Linked DNA regions of Homo sapiens: regions 1 and 3 are each linked to region 2. Evidence: chromatin loops called from intact Hi-C (ENCODE). Cell type or tissue: endothelial cell of umbilical vein. All regions are shown on one strand.

What was found. A loop is a pair of places that touch in the nucleus more often than their neighbours do. Peaks named below come from ENCODE experiments on the same cell type or tissue, not always from the same donor. Only the 100,000 strongest peaks of a DNase experiment are listed, where the experiment ranks them.
Region 1: a loop joins it to region 2, with 10 times the contacts of the local background. A loop is called at or near these places in 5 of 110 quality-filtered maps.
Region 3: it touches region 2 in a loop (8-fold over the local background); 2 of 110 quality-filtered maps call a loop at or near these places.

What each region holds. Positions count from the first base shown.
Region 1 is chrX:9,658,133-9,666,132 of GRCh38, forward strand. The region is part of intron 5 of TBL1X (transducin beta like 1 X-linked); the gene reads left to right. Among named protein-coding and RNA genes, the nearest start is that of GPR143, 100 kb to the right of the region's middle. RefSeq lists an enhancer at 3,492-4,691. In endothelial cell of umbilical vein, no CTCF peak of the experiment used is centred here; DNase peaks (open chromatin) are centred at 4,209 and 7,139; H3K27ac peaks cover 2,889 bases.
Region 2 is chrX:9,531,819-9,539,818 of GRCh38, forward strand. The region is part of intron 2 of TBL1X (transducin beta like 1 X-linked); the gene reads left to right. Among named protein-coding and RNA genes, the nearest start is that of TBL1X, 71 kb to the left of the region's middle. RefSeq lists an enhancer at 710-1,279. In endothelial cell of umbilical vein, no CTCF peak of the experiment used is centred here; a DNase peak (open chromatin) is centred at 3,453; H3K27ac peaks cover 2,309 bases.
Region 3 is chrX:9,606,432-9,614,431 of GRCh38, forward strand. All of the region lies in intron 2 of TBL1X (transducin beta like 1 X-linked), which reads left to right. Among named protein-coding and RNA genes, the nearest start is that of TBL1X, 150 kb to the left of the region's middle. In endothelial cell of umbilical vein, no CTCF peak of the experiment used is centred here; a DNase peak (open chromatin) is centred at 4,570; H3K27ac peaks cover 1,525 bases.

The sequences.
Region 1 (8,000 bases), 130 kb after region 2:
CTGCCATGATTGTGAGGCCTCCCCAGCCATGTGGAACTGTGAGTCCATTAAACCTCTTTCCTTTGTAAATTACCCAGTCTCAGGTATGTCTGTATTAGCAGCATGATAATGGACTAATACAGTGTGTGAGTCCATTGGCCTCTGTCTTACGGGATCCATTGCCTGGTCACTTGTGCTATCTGGGCAGTTTTTAAGAATCACATGGTGGCCATGTGCCTTTCCCGTGAGCTCGTGTTACCATCCCAGGAGGAGAGAAGCAAGGGAGCGAGCCCCTAGAAATGTGCACAGCCTGCACCTGCTGTAGTGAGCAGCTCCCCCAAATGCTGGGGGAGTCGTGAGTTGTGTGCCCCCGCATATTTCTGAATACAGCCAGGGAAGTGGAAGTCCATTTTCCACTTAGTATGGAAAGAGAGAAAATTTGGCAAGTGAGTCCCTGTAAACATATTATTTCCTCTGGGACTTCATCCCAAAATCCAAACTATAAAGAAAACATGTTCTCCCAGACCCACATTTTTGGCATAAATTAAATAATTCACAGGAACTTGCAAAACGGTATGAGGAATACAGGGGGACAGAACCACAGATTCAAACTGAATTTAACTGAGAAAGAGCTGCCTGCAAGATAATCGGGTGATACATTCAGGGGAAAGGGAGGTACTATGAAAAATTTTGTTTTTTGAGACTCACTCATGCTGAGGGTCTCACTCTGTTGCCCAGGCTGGAGTGCAGTGGCACGATCACGGCTCACTGCAGCCTCTACCTCCCAAGCTCAATTGATCGTCCCACCTCAGTCGCCCAAGCAGCTGGGACTATAGGCTTGTGCCACAAGAAATTATGCCCAGCTAATTTCTTATTTTCTGTTTTATTTTATTTGTAGAGACAGGGTCTCACTGTGTTGCCCAATCTGGTCTCAAACTCCTGGGTTCAAGAGATCCTCCCCCCCGGCCTCATAAAGTGCTGGCATTACAGGCATGAGCCACTGCGTTACCTGGCCAAAAATATTTTTTAAAGAAGTAGAAGATACTGTCTGAAGAGGAAAGAAGGAAGGAATGCGCGGAGCTGGCTTGAGCATAGTCAACACACAGGACAGTTCTGTCACCCTCAAAATTGCCTTGTATCCCTTTGTACTCAGCTCCTCTTCCACCCCCACCCTGCCCCGGCAACCACCACTGCTCTGTCCCTAGAGTTTTGCCCTTGCAAGAATGGCATAGAGATGGCATCACATATTGTGTGGTCCTGAGAGTGTGACGTCTTTCACTCAACCTTATGCATTTGAGATTCATGCATGCTGTTGTGTGCACCAGCCATTCATTCTTGAATAGCTAAGTGGTGTTCCATTTTGAATGCTGTTTCTGCGATTTGTTTATGCATCCTCTTGTGGAGGGACATTTGCGTTCTTTCCAGGTTTTGGTGATTCCAACATAAAGCTACAAAAAAGATTTTCATACAGGTCATTTGTATGAACGCAGGTTTTCATTTCTCTTGGGTAAATATCTTGGAGTGGGGTTGCTGGGTCGTGTGACAAGTGTAGGTTTCACTTTACCAGAAACCAGTGCATTCTTTTCCATCTAAGGCAGAGGCAGGACACGTCGTAAACATGACTGGTTTTATAGACGTGAGTTGAGTCACAGAACTCCTCTGCCTGTCGCACAAGGCATACTGGAAAGTATGTAAAGGGACGTTAGCTCTGGCGTATATATCTGCAGGACGCTCATGAAGTGTGATTCTTCCTTTGAGGATTTGCAGCTAGCCTTCTGGACTAATTTCATGAACCTGTCAGGGTCACAGTTTCCATGGGCCGACATGAATGTAGCCCAGGTCGGCTGAATGACAGAGCGTCCTTGTTTGCATACCTTCCCCTCCTTAAGCAGTGCCGTTGGTCTAACCTTCTGCTTAAAAATAGAAAACTCTATACAGCCTCATCAGCCCTCCGGTGGATAAGCCCAGGCATCTGGGCAAGGCAAAGGCCAGGCTTCCAGATAGCAGGATTCCGCAGGCTGGGCCCTGTGGCGGCCACGAAAGCTCTCTGTGCATTTGCCCACATACCCATGGTATCAAAGTCATCGAAAACCCAGCGAAGTATTTCCCTACCTGGAGCTTTGTGACTGACGTCCACACACCACCAGGAACAGGCAGACAAGTTAATAAAAACCATGTGATGATGGTGGTGGCGACAGTACTGAAGAAAAAGAAACACAAGTAGAAATGGAATTTCACTAACGTTGTGTCCGGCACAGGGATGTTACCAAGTTCCGTGTCCATGACGGCAGTAATTTTAAACACTGTAGCTACTAAAAGGAGCTTGTCACCATAATAAATGGTAAAAATCCACTTCTCACACACGCTGAATTCCCAGAGTGAGGAACTTCTGGCTTAGCTCTAAAGATTTAAAGACCCTAGAGGATGGTTGAAATCTCCTTATTCAGTGGAACTTATGTTCTGATTTGCCCTGATTCGTAGCTGAGAGGCCAATTTATTATACATTTTTCTTGCCTCCATTAACGTCACCAAACATGGGTTATTCAGAGTGAGAGTATCACTAGTTATCAAAAGTGAGCATCTACACTCTGGGCACTCTTGTTTTCCTAAAGAGCCCATTTCTGCACACCTGACTAGCTGGGTAGAAGTAGGCATGCTTCTTTTATTTACATAACGTATATATGGCTCTGTGTTATATGTCATCCTTGCTCATAAGGAGGATAGTTGCTATGGTCCCAATGTTTCTGTTCCCCCGAATTCCTATGTTGAAATCCTAACCCCCAAGGGGATGGTATTTGGGGGTGGGGCCTTTAGGAGGTGATGAAGTCATGAGGAGAGCTCCTTTGCCCCTTCTACCATGTGGGAACACGGTGAGAAGGCACCATCTATGAATCGGGAAGCGGGTTCTCACCAGACACCCAATCTGCCACATGTTGATCGTGGACTCCCAGCCTCCAGAACTGTGAAACACACATGTTGTTTATAAGCCACCTACTCTATGTATTTTGGTAGAGCAGCCCGAACAGAGTAAGATAATAGTGAAGTAGTACATCCACATGCCCAGACTTTCAGGGTTGTGAATATAACTTAGTGACATTTGTCATTCATTTCGTGAAGCTTCCATGCCAAGAAAATCATTAATAAGAAAGATTTCTACCCAGTGTGGAGGCCCACGCCTATAATCCCAGCACTTTGGGAGGTTGAGGTGGGTGGATTGCTTTGAGCCCAGGAGTTCAAGACCAACCTGGGCAATAAATACAAAAATTAGCCGGGTGTGGTGGTTCATGCCTGTAGTCCCAACTACTCAGGAGGCTGAGGCGGGAGGACTGCCTGAGCCTGGGAGGTCAAGGCTGCAGTGAGCCATAATTGTGCTATTGCACTCCAGAGTGGGTGACAGAGTGAGACCCTGTCTGAAAAAAAAAGAAAGAGTCTTGCTGGGTGACACACTTCACCTGCAGTGCTTCTCTCTGGTGGCGATGCCATTCAGGTGAGTTAGCCTCAGAGGAGTGCATGGAAGAGTGAGTGAGACCTCAGCGGCCTCCTCTTTCCACAACAAACCCAAGCACAGAGATAAAAGGCTGTGCTGAGCGCCCACCAACACGCAGCGAGGTTATACTGTCCAAAAAGAGTACCTGGCAGATGACCCAGCAAGTTCACAGCGGGTAAGCTGGCGTGGGTCTCGGTTAGAGTGAGGTGGAGCGGAGGGGAAGGTTCCCTGTTCTTCAACACTTTCTACAGAAACATAAGACTGAGGGTGAAGTGAGATCCCCTCTGAAAAAGCACCAGGTGTCTTGTGGGGGCCTGATGCTGAGGGATGGGTTGTAGCTCATGCCCTGTAGAAGAGAACACTGTTCAAAGCCAACCAGTCTGGATTCAAGAGGGGTCCTGGGAGCTTCAGTCTGTCCGTGAAAGAAGCACTTCCCTGAGGCTTCCCTGTGTTCCAATGCCCTTCATATCCTAGGCCTCTGAACAGGGTGCTGTCAGTCGAGTGGGATTCATCATCCTCAAGTTTTTGCCGGAGTGGAGGCCAGGCTGTGTGCTGGGCTGATCTCCTCCTGTTGCATCTGTGAGCTGCTGTTGTGAGGACAGTGGCTTGAGAGAGCTGAACAGAAAGACATGCCCCCTCCTTCCAAGACTGACCTCACACTTTAGGGGAGCAGTACAGTGTCCTTTAGAACACCTCAGCGGAAGCAACCCAGATGTCCATTGACAGAGGAAATTCCATCAACAGAACGTGTCCATCCATACAGTGGAATATCATGACTCAGCTTTGAAAAGGAAGGAAATTCTGACACAGGCTCCAGCACGGATGACACTTGAAGACACTATGCCAAGTGAAATTAGCCAGCCACAAAAGGCAAATACTGTAGGATTCCACTTAGAAGGGATACCTCGAGGAGTCTAATCCAAAAAGACAGGCAGTGGAAGGGTGGTTGCTGGGGGATGGGGAGAAGCAGGGGACGTGGAGTTGCTATTTAATGGGTACAGTTTCCATTTTGCAAAATGAATAACGTTCTGGGGATGGTTGATGGTGATGGTTGCACAGTAGTGTGAATGCACCTAATGCCACTGAACTGTGCACTTAAAAATGGTTAAGATGGAGGCCAAGGTGGGAGGATCACTGGAGGCCAGGAGTTTAAGACAAGCTTGGACAACGTAGCAAGACCCTGTCTCAATAACAAAAAAAATTTTCAAAAATTAGCCAGGCATGGGCTCACACCTGCAGTCCCAGCTATTCAGAAGGCTGAGGTGGGGGGATCACTTGAGGCTGGGAGGTGAAGGCTGCAGTGAGTTATGATCACACCATTGCATTCCAGCCTGGACAAAAGAGTGAGACCCTGTCTCTTAAAAATTTTTTTTAAAAATGGTTAGCATGATATATTTTATGTTATATATATTTTACCACGATTTTAGGGGGAGGTCATGGTATTATAGGTGAGAAGTTCCATGTGTAGATTGTTTTTCAGAGTTTAGAAAATTAGTCTCAAAGGGAAGAGAGAACCACCTGTATTCACAGTAATATTAATATTACTAATATTACATGATAAGGGCTTTTTCATAGTCCCATATAAGTGTTTGGGGCAAATCCCTGGCACAGCTAGTATCATTTGTAAGCTACATTGGTGTCTGACAAAATCCAGTTATTTAAAAAACAGAAAACAGTGGCTTATTTATAATAGCAATATTCTGGACATATGGCCAGTGTCCATCAGTGGGCGTAGTTGAAGCAAGCTGTGGCATGCCTGTGCCGTGGAGCACCACTCAGCTGTGAAAAGGAAGGAGTTGTGGGTAGGCACAGCAAGCTGGAGGAACCCCCAGAGAAATGTGCCGAGTAGAACAGGCCACGTCAGAAGATTGCAGACTGGGCCAGGTGCGGTGGCTCATGCCTGTAATCCCGGCACTTTAGGAAGCCTAGGTGGGCAGATCACTTGAGATCAGGAGTTTGAGACCAGCCTGGCCAATATGGTGAAACCCCATCTCTACTAAAAATACAAAAAAATTAGCCAGGCGTGGTGGCACATGCCAGTAGTCCCAGCTACTCTGGAGGCTGAGGCAGGAGAAACGCTGGAACCCAGGAGGTGGAGGTTGCTGTGAGCCGAAATTGCACAGCTGCACTCCAGCCTGGGCGACAGAGCGAGATTCTGTCTCAAAAAAAAAAAAAAAAAAAAGGAAGAAGATTGCAGACTATATGATTCCATTTATAGGACCTGCTTAAAGTGCTGAAAATATACAGGTGGACACCAGATCAGTGGCTGCTACAGATCTGGAGTAGGGATGGGAGCACGTGCGTACAAAGGAAGGTTATAGGAGAGTTCTTTTGTGTTGAATGAAGAGTTTGGTACCTTGACCAGAGACACAGTTCCACAGATCTACACGTAGGATCAAACTGCATAGATTATACGTACACAACCAGTGAATGCAGTGCAGAAAGGATGACGATAGTTTGTGTTCCAGTGAGCATTTCCGTCCTGCCTCCTACTTAGTGGTGTTGATCCTCTTTGACAGTAGTGTAAGATGCCTAGATGGGAGGAGACAGGATGAAAGGTGCACAGCACTTCACTAGTTTTGCAGTTTCCCCTGAGTCCATAGTAATTGCAGAATTATTTAATTGTAAAAAAGACTATACCAAAAATGTAATTCAATGTTTCTATTGTCTGCAAAGCTTTGTGTGTGTGATAGATGGTGGTCCATAATGCAAAGGCAGCCAAGACATTTTTATTATATTTCGCAGGTCATTAGCCATATTGCAGGCCTAGGGCTGGGTGGGGGTACTCTCTTGTGTAATGGATTCGAGTGGCAGCCCTATTAACTGAGAAATGGATGGCCACACAGACACTGTGGGGCCGTTGGAAACAGAAGAATCAGCTGGAAGCAAACAGCATTTGTCATACGGACATTGCTTGAATGTTTGCAGACTGGGGACTGTCGTTTCTGGGTGGGCTGCATTTTTACTGGGGGAAAAAGTCGGTGCATGGCTTCTTCCCTGCTCATTTACCAGTGAGTCTTAGAATGCTTTTACAATATCCACTTAGAACCTTCAGTGTGGAGGATTCTGTTAGATTTATGTGTTCAGCCTGAGAGAAGTGGGCAGATTTGAGGGTCTTAACTTCTGAAGATGTTGTGAATGGCCACAACATATAATGCATTAACTCAACATTTTCAGCCCATTCATTGAGATCAGGGTTTCTTGGCCTTGGCACTATTGACAATGGCGGCTGGATTGTTCTTCATCTTGGGGGGACTGTCCTGAATACTATAGGATGTTCAGCAGCATCCCTAACATTTGCCCACTCTCTATTACAATGGAGAGAGAGTGGGAAGACATTTGTCAAATGTCCCCTGGTGGGTAAAATCAATGTCAGTTAAGAAGCACTGATTCATATCCTTTAGTTGTAGGATTTTTTTTTCCTTCCAACTGGTTTTTCTTGGGAAATGGAGTTTTAATGGCATTCTGATTTCTTTGCCCTTCATCTTGTGTTCTCCTTGGGCTTCATTTTGATTCCCTTACCTGCAGAACTCAAATAGACGTTCACGGCAAGCAAAATGCAGTCCTTGTTATTATTAAAATTTTGCAGGTATTTTTTCCCTTGAGGAAGGAGAAAGTCTGCCAAAAGCATTCTCTGGCAGATAATAAAATAATTGAGAGTAGCAGACTTTCCATTTGATTTTTCTTTTTTGGCTTGGCTCCTGGTGAGTAAGTTAGTTAACCCGGAAAAGGGTGTTACTGAAACTGCCTTTGCAAATATTGTAACGGAAGAAATTATGACAGTGAGAGAAATCTGACATGGCTGACTCCATCTTGTCTCTAGCTTCACAGGCTGGCTGTCTTTGCTCATTCCTGGTTAAAATCAACTTAATTAAAAACTGATATTCAAGCTATATATATATATATATATATATATATATATATATATATATATATATATAAAAGGCCTTGGTGCTTTTTCGCTTCTTGGATCTTGTTTAAGAAAAATTTTTCTTTGTTTTTCTTCTTAGTCAGCTGAATTATTTCCCCAGTCTGTTTTCTTGCCACTCTTGATGCCCACATGAGAGGACCTAAAGTAATTTCTGACAGCCCGGGACTCCTTGGGAAAAACACAGGAGGTGCCACATACCCTGTTTTGAGAAAAACCTACGTTTTCCTCATGGAACCCCAGGAATTGAAGGAGGCTAGATCCCTCTCAAAATCTAAGGCTCTGTTCCGTGTTACCTGATGTATTTTGACTTTGGGAGGTATCAGAAATTACTTTGCAGGAAGAAGAGCTTTTAGCCTGTGTGTGTAATAACTAGGTAGGAAATATACTTTAAGGGATGGCTAATGGAGTTATGGAAGGATACTCAGCTCTTTGCACTTTTGGATTAGAGAAGCATGCTGTCAGCCACCTAGAAGGTATGGAAATATTTCTACCCCACACTGAGAGATGAGACTCCCTTGGGGGATGGGCTGATTGGCTTTGGATTGCCTTGCAGTGGAATGCAGGGTAAAAGCATTGCACTCTCTTCTCCCATTGCATTCCCCT
Region 2 (8,000 bases):
ACCTCCTGGGTTCAAGTGATTCTCCTGCCTCAGTCCCCCTAGTAGCTGGGATTATGGGCGCGCACCACTACCACCCGGCTAATTTTTGTATTTTTAGTAGAGGTGGGGTTTCGCCATGTTGGCCAGGCTGGTCTCGAATTCCTGACCTTAAATGATCCACACCCTCCTTGGCCTCCCAAAGTGCTGGGATTACAGGTGTGAGCCACCACACTGGGGCGCAAGAGCACGTCTTTTAAAATCAGTGCTGTCTGTGGGGTGGGAGGGGAGGAGAAGTAGATCTGGCCATGCTGAAAGGTTCGTGCAGTGGCCTCCTGAGCTGCGCACATGCTTCTGGAGCTTTGGGTGGACATTTAGTCTGCATGTGGATCTCTGTCCAAGCCTGCACTGGGAGCCCCTGCCCCAGGAAGCGAAGGCTGCATTTCTTTTATGTCAATTAACAGATTTCTGCCCCACCCTGGACATCTGAGCGTTAACTGATTTGTAAGGGAGGGGTGAGGGAGGGTAAAATTACAATTCTATATCTTAACATTGGGGGTGAAGCATTTTTACCCTAGAGGAATTCTATCCAAACACATTAAACACTCTTAATAAGGGACAAAGGGTTGGGACGTAGCGGTTAGGGGGCAAGCCCATGAGCCTCACTCCTTGTGCTCTCTCTCCAGGAATTGGAGAGGGAATCCTTTTGCTTAGCATTCCCACGCCTCCCACGGGCCTGGCACTGGGCCCGCGGGCTTGCCTTAGTCTCCTGGGCTGCCCTAACGCAGCACCACGTGCCGGGCGGCTGTAACAGCAGCCCGTAATTCTCCCACAGTCCTGGAGGTTCTAAGTCCCAGATCGAGGGGTCAGCAGGGTTGGTTCCTCCCTAGGCCTCTCTCCTGGGCTTGTAGATACTGTCTTCTCCCTGGGTCCTAACAAGGTCATCCCTCTGTGTGTGTCTGTGTCCCCTCATCTCTAGTCCTGTTGGATTAGGGCCCGTCCTAATGACCTCATTTTACCTTAGTTACCTCTTGAATGGCCCTAACTCCAAATGAACAGTCACATTCTGAGGTCCTGGGGCTTAAGGCTTCAGCATATGAGTTGGGAGTAGGGATGTAATATGCCTAATGTCCAGAACAGGAAAATCCATAGAGGCAGAAAGTGGGTTCCTGCTTGCCAGGGCTGGGGACGGGCAGTGTGGGGTGACTGCTAGCCAGCACAGGGTTTCTTCTGGAAGTGATGAAAGTGTTCTGGAATTAGACAGCGGTTGCAAAATTCTGAATGTATTAAAAACCACTGAATTGTACATTTTGAAAGAGTGAATTTCATGGTATGTGAATTATATCTCAGTAAAGTTGTTATAAACAAAAACTGTGAGGGTAAGAGGTAAAAGGAAGGGAGTTGAAAGCAGCATCAGGTGTGAACAGCCCATAATTCAGCCCATAGACGAGCGCGAACTCCTAGCACAGCTGTCTGTTGAAGATGTGCGTGAATGCTTGCTTTCCGCACCCTTCGGCCTGCTTTTCTCTACTCTCCAATTTCATCATACATTCTCTTCCTTCCTCCCCCTCCCCACTTTTTCAAAACGTTTCTTCTAGTCCTTACTTGTGGCTACACAAAATTCCATAAACATAATGCTGCAGTTCAAAGAAGTGTTCTGATGGTAGGGAGATAACTTAGGAAAATATTTTACCTTTGGGGAAGTTTTGGTTTCCTTCTGAGTGAAAACCCTCCATGAAAGAGAAACTTAAATGCAGTTTTCAAATGCTCCTGAGACATTCCCAGCCTTTTCTTTGTGGAGAAGTGAAGGCAGGACAATTTCCAAGGCAAAGAGGGACCTATCGCAGACAGCAGACCCCAAGTAAAGAAAGGCACAGTGATGGTGGGTATTCGTGCAGTGTTTTGAAAATGTGGAGGTCAGGGATGCTAGCTTACCAGGCCAGCATGATCAAGTTACGAGAAATGGAGACCAGGACACTACCTCTGCTGGGTGTGCTGCTCCGGGCTCCTTCGAAAGGGGAAGCAGCTGGTGGACTTCCTTGGGCTGTGGTTAAATGGGGCTCCCATAGGTGCCATGAAGGCTCTGCAGAGCCAGGGATGCTTGCACCCTGGAGAGACCTTGCTCCAGGAGCTCAGGAGCTGGTAGGGGTGGTGACAGTGAAGCACCGGCTTGCCGTGCCCAGTGCTTGGGCAGTGCTGAGCTCCGAGGGAGGAACCCAGAACCATGCGGGAGCAAGGGAGGGAGGCAGGCGAGGAGAAGGGTTGCCCAGGAGCCTGCAGGTCGGGTCGGTGTTGTATCAAATTGTCTTTTCCTGCTTTGCTGTCTGATCCCACTAAAGACTAGCCAGAGAGATGTGGAGGTGAAAAATGGTGGACAGCCATTTTTCTCCCTTTCACTGTGTCTACAATGTCTGTTTCATATCAACAGCAACATCTGTGCAGGCATCCTAATGAGTATAAATAATGTCTTCAGAAAACTGGGTTTGTGAGGCTCCTGTCATCTGAATTTCTTTCATCATTTAAGTGATGATTTTTTACTCATTGACATACAGTTGTTATTTAGTGGCCACGTATTATTCGTATAGGGTTCTTTATGTGCTTTCTGTGTACATTTGTTTTCGTGCTCATCGTATTTCAGTGTGGCTTATATATAATAAGATGCACCTGTTCTTAGCTATTGTGGACTTTTTTTTAAAAAAAGGTTTATAGAGATATGATTCACATACCAAACACCCATTTAAGTGCCTAATTCAACAGTTCTTAATACCCTAATTTAAAAAAAAAATACAGTGTTGAGTATTTTCCTTTTCTCGTTTTTCACTAAAGTAGACTCAGGATTGGGGTTATCTGTCAGTCCCTTGGTTTGATTCTTGGCTGCCAGTGTTTACTGGGGACGGATGTTGGTACCTCCCTTAATAGGATATTGTTACAGCATTTTACAAATTCTGGTTAAAAAAAGTCCCACATGAGATCTCCCCTCTTCCCCCCTCTCTGAGTGTAGGCATTGTCAGCTGCAGTTGTCCAGCATCTCCAGGACTCTTTTCATTTGCGGGATGGAAACAATGTACCCTCTGAACAACTCCTCCCTGTTTCTCCTCCCTCCAGCTCCTGGCAACCACTATTCCACTCCCTGCTTCTTTGAATTTCACAACTTGAGGTAGCTTGTGTAAGTGGAATTATTTTAAAAGCTGGTTCATGTTAAAGTGCTTAGAACAGAGCTTGGTGAGCATCCGGTCAACAGTAAGTACTTTTATTATTCTTTTTATATTACTCTTTTTTTTTAAAGAGGCCAGACACATGGGCTTCTGTCTTTTCACAGCTTGGGATCTGTGCAGACCCAGGCTTCCAGAAGCCATCCCACTTGAATTCTTACTCCCTTTTCCCCTAAAAAGAAGCTCTGAAATCCTAATTGTCAAGAAGGCTTTGCCTGCTGTGCATGCCTGAGTAATGTTATTTTTGTCATTATTTGAGAGACAGAGAGGAAGCTTCCAGTCCCCTGTAAGGAAACGAAATCATCGTGCACAGATGTGGTTCTGTTTATAGAGGGAAGGAAATGGAGGTGAAGAGTGTGTGTGGCTTGCAGCCAGGCTTGCGAGTGTGCAGAGGAATAAACTTTTTTGCCTCCAGAGTTTTAACTGGAAATGTGTCTGAATTCTACCTCCTGGGCACACTGGCCTGAGGTCTCCCCTGCATACCTGATCGTGAAAGTCTTCGGGTGTGTTTGTAAACACGCAGCCCCCCTGATGTGAGAGTCAGCACAAACTTCTAAAGATGCGATGATGAATTCTATCAGAGAAGTCTTTCTGGTTTTGTGAAAATAACCTTGCACTCTTTAATTATATCCAAATGATCAAATCTGGCTCTGATGTCTTGTCAAAATTAATGTTAAAGGACAGTGCCCTTTATATTTTACTTGTCTGGGTATAAACATCCTAGTCTTTAAAGTTGAGTCTGTAGGACTACCTCTCTACTTGATTACTCTGAAAAGAGTGTATAGAGTGAGTTTTTAAAATGGAATTAGTGTGCATACGAGGAACAGAGTGACATTTAACAAATCCTTCAATAGATAGTGCTGGTATGAGGATTGGTGAAACTAGAGGTAGGGAATGAGCATTTTTGGTTCTGTATCATATTCCCAAGACATTTTCAAATGATTCACCCTTTGCCATCAGAATGGTTTGAAATCGATCAGCCTGAATCCACTAATGTGGGCTGCGGCACATGAATTTTAACACTAGAAGCACACGGTTGTGCTGTGTTTCAAATGAACTCTGGCCATTTGAAGTGAGCAGGCATAGGCAGTCTTCTGTCCTGTGATAACCTCAGTACATATCCTTTCTGTTTTTTAAAGTACCTTACAAGCTGCTGCATTACAGTCGTTATTATTGGGCCATTACAAAAAGCTGTCCAATTTTAAGTGTCTTGGATAATTCTTGTTTGCCCCAGCATCAGAATTGAGCATTTTTTTTTTTTTTTAGATGGAGTCTTGCTCTGTCACCAGGCTGGAATGCAGTGGCGTGATCTCGGCTCACTGCAACCTCCACCTCCCGGGTTCAAGCGATTCTTCTGCGTCAGCCTCCGGAGTAGCTGGGACTACAGGCATGCACCACGATGCCCAGCTAATTTTTGTATTTTTTAGTAGAGATGAGGTTTCACCATGTGGGCCAGCATGGTCTCGATCTCTTGACCTTGTGATCTGCCTGCCTTGGCCTCCGAAAGTGCTGGGATTACAGGAGTGAGCCATTGTGCCTGGCCAAAATTGAGCACTTTTATCATGTAGTATTCATGTCTTACTGGCAATGCCCTGTAAAGTTAAATAAGTTACATTTGTCTTGCACAGGTAATAATTATGAGGTAATTTCCACAGAATCCAAGGGCCTCATTGACTTTGCTATAAAATCAAAACAGTGAATTCTGATAAGACTAGACGCATGTTACTCTTAAATTGGGCTGTCTCCTGGCCACTGTTGTGCCTTTAACCTCAGCAGAAGGGGAGCTGGGCTGCAGAGTGAAATTACCCGGAGGTCAAATATTGCTAATTTGACTTTTATCATAGAGACATTTTCTCCTCTCGCACCAAGGCAGTGGCTTTAATCCCTCTTTCAGTGGTGAGACAGGTGCAAAGCGTTTACAAAAGGCTTTCTCTTGTTTTGAATGCGCCAAGAAAGATTTCCAGGCCGTTAAGTTACCAATCCTTCTTTTTAAGTCTTGAAGCAATTACTGTAAGGTCAATCCACTAATTTCCTTTCAGAGTTACCAAAGACCTCTCATGTAATCATTTGGTACTTGTTGCCATGTAGCCAGTATCACTGAGTGCTTTTACTGTGAGCAAAGCACAATGCATCGGGCAGGGAGGGATCCAAAGGGATCTTGGTTTTTACCTTTGAGCCATCTGTGGTCTTGAGTGATCTACGTGCATTAGCAATTAAAAGGTCCTGATATTCTTGTTTGGGCATATTGAAAAATGTGCTCTTACAGATAGGTTTCCTCTCTCTACTGCCCCCCGCCCCCCAATTTTTTTTATTGTGGTAAAATACATAAAACAGAATTTACCATCATAACCATTTCTAAGTACACTGTTCAACAGCATTAAATATTCATTACATTGTGCAATCCTCACCACGATCCATCTGCAGAACTTTTTCATCATACCAAACAGAAAACTGCCCCATTAAACACAAACTCCCTATTCTTCCCTCCCCACAGCCCCAGCAACCAACGTTCTACTTTCTCTCTCTATGATTTTGACACTCTAGGGACCTTTTATATGTGGGATCATATGGTATTTGTCCTTTTGCGTCTGGCTTAGCACAAGTTTCATCCATGTCATAGCATGCGTCAGAATTTCCTTCCTTTTTAAGGCTGTATAATATTCCAGTGTATGGATGGACTACACTCTGTTTATCCACTCATCTGTCAGAGGACACATGGGTGGCTTTCACCTTTTGGCTGTTGTGGATAATGCTGCTATGAGCATTGGCATATGTTTACTTCTCATTGATTTAAGTTTACATAGTCATGTGTGGCTAGTGGCTGCTGTATTAGACAGGACAACCCTAGGCCTGATAGCCCTGAGGACCTAGTTTGGGTGGGAAGACAGGGGTGACCTGCAGCGAGTTGTCGGCTGGGGGCCTTGGTGAGAGCCAGATCTGGGTTGTGAGGCCACTCGAGGCAGGGGGAATGGTGTGGCGGGAAGTGAGGCCCAAAATGAGAATTTCAGAGTTGAAAGCTTTGGAAGTAACATGATGCTCTATGACTGTGACCAGACTCAACTGCACCAATGTGCATCTGAGATCAGGTCATTGGCGTTGAAATCGTGAAATGCTCACTGCTTGGGACGTTTGCACTGTGCTTGATGTCTGGAGGTTCCGTTAATGTTAAAATAGCAATTATGGGACTGGAGATTAGGTTTAATGTCTGGGTTTTTTCCACTGTCTTCAAAAGCCCGGGTCTTAGTAGTAACCATGCTGCTCCCCATTTTAGTAATTTCAGCCTGGTTTATGTTGCTCAATAGCAGAAAAGCGGTTCAGATTTCCTTTGGATATCATGGACCATATGTTTGCCCAGGTATCCTTTCTTATTGGGAACTATCAAATAGTTAACACAGATTTCTCCAAGGGCACCGACTGGGAAATTAGTTTACCAAAGATAAATTTGGTAAAAGGAAAGTTTTTATGTGCGCTATCCTTAAACTAAGACACATCTGTCGAAATATTAGGACGTGCCCAGTCTCCCATCCTCTGCTGAAACTTTAGACTGTACGTCCTTCAGATATCTTCTCTTTGGTGCTTTGTTTGGGAACAGATTAGCCTCATACTTCCTCGCTTGTAAAACTGCTATCCCATCTCTTGCTCAATGCTTTTCTTGTACCGAAGGGTGAGGGGGAGGTTCCAGCTCTGTTTTCTGTATCAGTTTCCTGGGTGATGTTTGTTTGAGGGTGCCTTGTGTCCAGAGCCCCAGAAGGTGTTTCCGTTCTCTGATGAGCCTGAAGTCTGCATGCTTCGCCTTTGGTAGGGAAAGGCAGCTGGGGAAAGGTTGCATGGCCCAGTGCCAGGGTGCCAGAGTGCGTGTGCACCTGCTGGGGAGAAGCCCGCTGGGGCCCCTCCTCTCAGCACAAGATGAGGCCTCAGGGCAGTGCAGCAGATGGAGGGCTTAGCTGTCCTTGCCAGCAAAAGCTGCTGGGAACGTGGCACTCAGATAACAGGACGGTTGAGAAGCGGTGAGTTAGGGTTACTCTGATGGGGAGATACTGAGAGGAGGGGATGACAATCTTGATTTCTGTTCCCTTTGTGAATCTTTTGGTGGCCAAAATGAGGAAAAGGATACATTGTGTTTGAGGACAACAAGGAACATCTAGGCACATTGCATACTTGATTAAATGCACAAAGAGCTTCTTGTGACCTTTATCACAAGAGTGTGGTTCTATGAAGGTCGTAGGTACAATAGAAATTGTGTTGGTCTGAGAGTTACTCAGATTAGGGTGCATTGTGTCACCACCATTTTGCATAGCTGTGGCACCTTGTCAAGTTAACCTTTTCCTGCTTGCTTTTCCTAATCAGAAGAATGAAGTTGACCGTATGTACTCTATAAGGTGGTTGTGTGAGGTCAATGAGATTACATAGGCAAAATCTTGGTGCAGGGGCACTTGGTAAAGGTTAGTTTCTGTTATAAATTTGGGGTATTCTGTGATGATTCCTACTCCCCTCTTCTCCTCATGGCTAAGTTCTACTTATTCTTTGACGTGGCTCCGATATCACTTTCCTCAGGAAGCCCGGTTTCCCACCCAGATGGCTTTGGGCTACTCATCAGTGTTCTGTAAAATGCTGAGAATATTGTTTATAGCACTTCTGGGTTGTTTTGTGATAGTCTTTTGAGATATCTGTCTCCTCACCAAACTGTTCTTTGTGTCATGGGCAGGCCCACGTCATCCTCGTCTTTGTAGTCCTGCACCTGGCACAGAGCCTGGCACATAGCTCAGTCAAACAGGTGAAGACTGGGTTATTACATCTTCCCACTCCACCCCC
Region 3 (8,000 bases), 75 kb after region 2:
GGAGACTGTCAACAGCTTAGCAGTCAGTTCATTAGAAAGTAGTGTTACTGCAGCCTGGGTGACACAGTGAGACTCTGTCTGTACAAAAACATTAAAAAATTAGCCAGGTGTGGTGGCGCATGGCTGTAGTTGCTGGAACTCGGGAGGCTGAGGTGGAGGATCACTTGAGCCCAGGAGGTAGAGGCTGCAGTGAGCCATGATGGCATCACTGCACTCCAGCCTAGGTGACAGAGCAAGACCGTGTCCCAAAAATAAATAATAAAAAAAGAATGAATCACATACCAATTTTTTTGCTCTTAATTGCATTTTTGAACAGAAAAACAGTTTTCCCTGCAATCAAATGCAAACAGTTCCTGAGCCCCTAATGGACGAGCGTCCTCAGCTCCCACCTGCACTATAAATTTGCGTTAATCTTCCAGTTAACTTCAGAACTGCTGCTGTCTCTCTATGTTCCTTCTGCCTCAAGACATATAGGAAATGTTGGCCTTTCCCTTTCAAAAGAACAAAACAGTTGAATAACCTACTACAGTCTTCTGTGCAAAGTTAGCTTCAAAAATTATCAAGAATGTTTTCTCCAAACATTCACAAAGTTTACAGAGTTTTCCCTTTTACTCAGGATTTCAGCCCCTTTGTTGCTCTTGGCTCTCACAGCACCAAGATCGTCTGTCCACTCGTTCATTGGGCAGATGTTTATTGAATACCTGTGTGTGCCAGGCCCTGGGCCCTGAAGTCAGGGCCATAAACACAGAGCACAGTCCTAAGGGCAAACGATTTTCTCAACAGGGATTTGAGGCCTGTGAGGTTTGAACAAATGAGCCTCGTGAGTGCCAGTTCTGGACACTCGGCCTGACTTATCGGACATTTCGCAGATTCCTAAGATTTTAGAATTGGGAGAGAATCTTTGAGATTTGCTTGTAGCCCTTACATTTTCTAGACAAGGCAGAAAGAAGTCCAGTGGGATGAGGCAGTGCTGGTGCTGGCACCGCCTCACCCTGGCACTTGCATCGCCTGGAAACAAGGCAGAGCCCACTGGGGCCCCCAGGGTCCAAAGCCTCCAGGTACGTGTCTGAGTTCTAGCATTGGAGTTGCCGCTCTCACCCTTGCCAGTTGCTTTGGCATGAAGCTTGATGGTACCAGTGTGTTTCTGTCTTCACAGCTTGTGGCCCTGGCCCTGAGACCTGAGGCTTGGATGGCACTCCCACTTCTTGCTTTAATTCTTCCCTGGAGAGTTCTCACCTTCCCTGCTTTCCAAGTCCAGCTGAGATGGGCAACCAAAATTTCCCAAGGGAGAAAATAGCTGAAAATAGAAGTAGAACATGAAAGAGGATGGCTTTTCTTTTTTCTTTTTTTTTCTTTGTTCCTTTTATTTTTTTAAGTTGATTTATTTATTTATTTATTTGAGATGAAGTCTTCACTCTGTCACCCAGGCTGGAGTGCAGTGGTGTGATCATAGCTCACTACAGCCTCAACCTCCTGGGCTTAAGCAATCCTCCCACCTCAGCCTCCCACAGGTGCATATCACCATGCCTGGAATTTTTTTTTTTTTTTTTTCCAATTTTTGTAGAGACAGGGTGTCACTGTGTTTCCCAAGCTGTTCTCAAACTAACTGATCCTCCCGCCTTGGGCTCCCAAAGTGCTAGGATTACAGGCATGAGCCATGTGCCTGGCCGAGAATGTTTTTCAATTTGGGCTTGTTCAGTGGTTTTCACATGATTGGACTGGGGTGGTAGGTTTTGAGGAACGAGACCCCAGAGGTGAAGCGCCCTTCTCACCACATCATATCAAGGGTAGGTACTGTCAACCTGACTCACCACTGTTGCTGTTGACCTTGACCACTGGGTTTAGGTCATGGGTGTTGGGTTGCGATTAATGTTTTTCCCTTTCCATGTAGTATTCTTTCAAAATCCCCACTCGGGTGGAGGAGGGGTGTTAAGCATCTCTTCCTGGAGGTTGTTTATTTCGGTTTTATGTTAAAATATATCAGTGCAGATCCATTCACCCATCTCTTGATAGAAGGAGTAGGATTTTTCTTGGGACAGGGATCCTTTATTCCTAGTTTGGAGTCAGCTTCCCCCATTCCGGATGGTGCAGCCTCTACAATGTTTGTCTCTTTGAAGCGGAGTGGGAATTGAAAGAGATTTATGAAACCATCTCGGTATAGAATCTATCTAGGATTTTATTTTCTTTTCCCAAATCCCTTGAGGCAATCTGTCTTGGTTAAGTCTCTAAAAAAGCAGTCAAAGTGGTTTTTGTCGAAAAAATAATTTGGGGGTACTCCTAGTTCACCATTTTATATAATATTCAATTACTTTTCGTAAATGCAATAACAAGGCCAACTGACATAAGCGAGTTTGAAGCAGTCAGCAGTTTGGGTGTTTCAGACCCAGGTAGGCAGCTGAGGTGGGAGATCCCAGGGGAAGCTCAGGGAGCAGCTGCCCGCCTTGGTCAGTTCAGCCAGGTTAAGTGGAGGCCTTGGGAAGAGAGTTTCTCCTCTTGAGTATTTTTAGAAGCAGCAGATATCAGCCATAAATATTTAATGTTGTGTTTCTAAACTTTAGCGTCATAAAAATACAAAAAGGTGACTGGGCGGGGGTTGGTCAGTATATACCTAGGGGAGAAAAGAACTTCCTCAACACATCACACTGCATAAGGAAAACCGTCTTAAACGTTCTTAGAAGAAAAGTCAGTAGGTAAACAGCTATCGTGTAATCTGATGAATACCCACCGGAGGAAGTATTAGTAATTATTCTTTGCTTGCCAGGGTTTTCATAATTCTTTTCCAATTATAAAAATTAATATGCTGTAAGCAGTTTTTAAAAATAAAAGTAAGCATGAAAAGAAAAACATCTATAAACCCACCCCTAGAAGTTTTGCCCCAGCATTTTGGTGGTGTGTTTTCTTCCAGGTGTGTGTGTGTGTGTGTGTGTGTGTGTGTGTGTGTGTTGCCCCAGCATTTTGGTGTGTTTTCTTCCAGGTAGGGGTGTGTGTGTGTGTGTGTGTGTCCTGCTGTATTCTGAGCTTTGTAGTATGCCCCTTCCACTTGACCTTCTCCAGGAAGCATTTGATCATCCAGCAACATCGATTGAAAATGTTTGTATGCATCTCTTTCATGAAGTACATGTTCCATCATTTATATCACATGTGTTGCTGGAGATTTCAATTGCTTCCATTTTCCTTTAGGATAAATTGCTGGAAATAGAACTGGAGGGCTCTTGAGACCGATTACCATATTGCTTTCCTGAGAGGCTGTGCGGGTTGCGTGGCAGTGAGGAGGGACGGGGGTAAGTGGAGGGGCTGGGGCACAGGCCTCTCCAACACTTCATGTGAACATGGTCAGCTGAGCCAGGAATGCGTGACATCTTTATTTTTCCCCTTGCATTTCTTTAATTCCTAACGAGGTGGAATATTTGATCACATTTGTCAGCTATTTGCATTTCTTTTTCCATGTATTAGACCTAAGCCTCTTTGAAAGGTGTTATCTCAGGTTCTTTCCAATATTGCACTTTCTGAGTTTCTCTTGAATCCCAGTTATTTTAAGGATTGCAGTGTTGGAGTTTCAGCTGAAGGGGCCATGTCTGATGTTTGCTGGTCCATTAGCCTCCTGGCCTGAGCCAAACCATGCATCTTCATGTCAGAGCTGCATATGAAACAAGAGCTAAGTCCAGAAAGCAAGAAGAAGCTAGCAGATTGATTTTCCTAGGTGGGGCCTACCAGGGCACTTCTGTTGTTGACTGTACCACTCTCTCCTGAAGGGCCCTGGTTGTGTACTGCAGTTGGGACTGCTGACGTGTTGGGGTGTTACAAGAGCATGCGGAGGCTGCTCCTCTCCTGTTTCCTGGTGTGCTGATCAAAAGACTTTTTATAGAATGACAGTTGTAGGAAAAGCACAGATTCTTATGTTAGCCAATAACGGATTATTTTTTAATGTTATTATAAATTGGCAAGCTTACTAATTTGTTTCTACTTGTCATTAGCCAAAGTTCAGTGTTTCCCAAGGATATATGTGAATGTGTGTCTGTGTGTGACATCTGTTGTATTTTTCACATGAATTAATTGAGTATCTATTATGTGGCAAGCTCTGTGCTGTCTTTGAAGCACTGAACTGTCTTATGATACACACAGGATGAGGACAGGATCATTTTCTATATTTCTGTGAAGTCCTTTTTCAAATTCCCATTCTTTTGCTGCTTCTGCATCTCCTTTGACTGCTTTAGGGCATCCCAGGTAGAAAGCTTACCTAATGTCAACTCCAGTTCTTTCTTTTGTAGTCTTCATTTTAAGCATGATTTCTGTTTTTCTTTTTCCCTTTAAAGAAAGCTTCTCAAACTTTGAAATGAAAACAAATGAAAGGAGAGGGAAAAGATTCAGAAATTATTGATAGATTGCTAAAAACAAATGCTATGATAATTTTGGGTCGGAGCATCTGTCGTTTTACAGCACAACAGATTTAGCTTCTTAATGATGTTTGTATGTTTTTCCTCAAAAGTGTATTGACTAGGTAGGAGTTGAGCCAAGCCTTGAATGAATCATTTCCTGCCAAATTCAATAGACTGAGCAAATCCTCGGAGAAATGGCCATATTTCTCTAACACTGGGTTCCTTTCAGGGCTCAAGATTCCATTTTCTCTCAATACTTTGCTCCTACAGACTAGGAGTCCTCTTCATGCTACAGTATGCAGTGTGTATGGAAACTGTGAATGGAGAAGCAGCCGTTCATGCTGCCAAGTTTCTTTCAGAAGGTGGCTCCAGGTGGATGACTTTCAGTCTGAACTCAGTGTCACCAGGCATGTGTGTGCCCACACACTGCCACTTTAAGCTGTGGACAAACAGAACGGATATTCTCCCACCAAAATAAACATACAAGCAAAACACTCTGTCTTCATTCAGCATCATTTGCATCCTATAAAATAATGGTTTCTCCTTGATGCCCACCTTTCTTATGGGTGGTTCTTAATTAGTTCCAAACAGAACTTAACGTGGCCATGATATTCCACTTGCTAAAACAAGGGCAGTCGAGTGTTCGATTTGCCATCATTGATTAGACGCATGCAGTCACCCAGTGCTGTTTGCCCAAGCATCTGTAGGCGGGGATTCCCCAGTGCTGATTCCCCAATGCTTGTAAGGGGCAGGACTTAATTAAATCTTAAAGTGACAGCTGAAAATGTAAGGGTCAGGAAGTCATGTCTAAAAGGGGATTTAGTATAACAATAATAACAGCAGTGACTAAGACTAATCCTGGCTCAGGCATTTTGTTTGGGGTCACCTGGTCTTAATTAGCAGCACTCTGGGATTTGAGTGGCGCTGTGCTGTTGCCCACAAAGCCCATCAGTGGCACCATTGCCTGTGTCTTTCGGGGCAGTCTGTTAGGGAGGGGGTGGCACAGGTGTTGGCACGGCCATCCCCATTTTATATGTGAGGGAACCTCAGCCAGGCAGGATCCTTGCCTGGATGCTCTGTGGGGAGCCCTGTGAGTTTGTAACCCTCCGTGCAGCCTGCCAGGTCAGCGGCCCCAAAATGGAGAGATACAGAGGGCACCAAATTGTAAGGCAGAGCGTTGGCTAGTGACACAAGCTGCCTTTCGATCGCCTGGGCGTTCTGAAGCCCGCAAACATTCGCCTGGACCTTGGTCAGGTGTCTCACAGAACCTACAGTAATTCACTGTTAAGAATAACTTCAAACACAGAAAATCGCTTTTTGTTTCCTAGAGAAGGCTAGTCTTCAGCGAGAACAACTTGTGATTTTTAATCTGTTTCACACTGGTCGGGGAGGGGGGAAGAAAAGATGTTATGGGCATATAATTAAAAATTTGTCGGCAGATACAATTACAGGAAGAATCATGTGGCCTAAAAAACTGAAAGCCTCCATATGCCTCTTCATCTTGCCAGCTACAGTCCACAAATTGTAGAGCCTGCGGGCACTGTGGAAGCCAGCTAGATTTGCTCTATCCAGTAGCAGCAGATTGAGAGCCATACATGGAATTTATACTTTTCTAGCAGCCACAGGAAAAGAGTACAAAGAAGCAGGTAAAATTTATATTACAACATCTTTTTTACTGTGTATTAAATTATTATTGTAATACCTATTTTAATATATAATAATGCCATAATATATTTTATTTAACCCAACGTATCCAAAATGGCATCATTTCTACAAGCGATTCCTATTTTAAAAATTATCCGCAAGATATTTTATGTTCTTTCTTTTTTGTACAAAGTCTGCAAAATCCAGTGTGTTCTTTGGTCAGTGATGTCTGAGATCCCAAGTTCCAATGTCTGTCTGAAATTATGAAAATCAAGTCATGGGAGATGGATACCCTATTCCCTACGATCCACTTATTTCACATTGCATGCCTGTATCAAAACATCTCATGTACTCCATAAATATATACACTTACTATGTAACCGCAAAAATTTTAAGAATATACAAAAAATTTTAAAAACTGAATTAAAGAGCATTGTAGATAATTGTATTTTTCAAAAAATAAGTAAAATATCTGGTATATAACAGTTAAAAAAAAAACTGTATTATCAACTCTGTGACCTTAGAACTACCTTTTTACATTTTCAAAGATTAACTCTCCTTAAAAAAATAAATGTACAAATTATTACCAAAAAAAAAAAAGAAAATCAAGTCATAATGTGAAAAATAATTTTTAAGCTGAAAGTTACACTGTTTCTAGGAGTTTTAAACTAGGATAGTTTGTGGTTATTAATCTGTTTGGAAGTAGTCCAGAAAAAAATGCTATGGGTCAATAACTTGAAAATGTGCATGTGGACTACTTAAAGAGGAATCGTGTGGCCTAAAAAGTCCCTGTTATCCCTCCACCCTGCAGACTCCAATAGGAGAATTTCCGCTGCTGCAGACTCTCCTTGGTGGCCAAGCTGCCCAGCACTCTCCCGTCCCACCAATGGTGTGACTCCTATCACTGAGAAACAGACCCCTTACCATTTCATTTCCTTTTAATTAATTTAAATTTAAAAATCAACACTTCCTTGGTTACTGGAATGTTGGGAACCATGTGGGTGTGTGCATCTATATTTTCCAGGGTCTATTTTGTTACCTATAATACCAGTCATGTATTTCCAATGAAAATTTAACTTGTGAATTGAGATATAGTACAAATGTAAAATACATACACTGTGATGATTTAGGAAATTTAGTAGGAAAAAGGAACGTAAAAGATCTCAGTAATTTTTTAAATAGAATACAAGTTGAAATGATACTATTTTGGATACACTGAGTAAATCAAAATCTATCATGAAAATTAATTTAAGGCTGGGCGCGGTGGCTCACACCTGTAATCCCAGCACTTTGGCAGGCCTTGGCGGGCGGATCACCTGAGGTCAGCAGTTCAAGACCAGCCTGGCCAACGTGGTGAAACCCTGTCTCTACTAAAAATACAAAAATTAGCCGGGCATGGTGGGGCATGCTTGTAGTCCCAGCTACTTGGGAGGCTGAGGCAGGAGAATAGCTTGAAACCGGGAGGCGGAGGTTGCAGTGAGCTGAGATTGCGCCACTGCACTCCAGCCTGGGCGACAGAGTGAGACTCCATCTCAAAAAAAAAAAAAAAAAAGAAAAGAAAAAGAAAACTAATTTAAAATTATACATAAGGCTTGCCTTAGATTTCTGTTGGGTTGTGCAGATCTAGACCACAGTTGTCATGTAACAAAGGAAGGAGAGTTTGAAATTACAGGCTCACAGTTAATGATAAAATTCCAACCTAAACCCAAGACCAGACATTCCAAACACTCAAGTGAGTCAATCTGATGATTTGTAAGGCTTAATGTTGAACCGTCTTCAAATGTGATGACCTCATCCTAACTCTTTCCAAGCTCCCACTTTGGGTATATCAAGAGGCTGAATGTGGTGGCTCACATCTGTAATCTCAGCACTTTGGGAGGCTGAGTCAGGAGGATTGCTTGAGGCCAGGCATTTGAGACCAGCCTGGGCAACACAGCAAGACCCCATCTCTACAAAAAAAATTAGCCGGATGTGTTGATG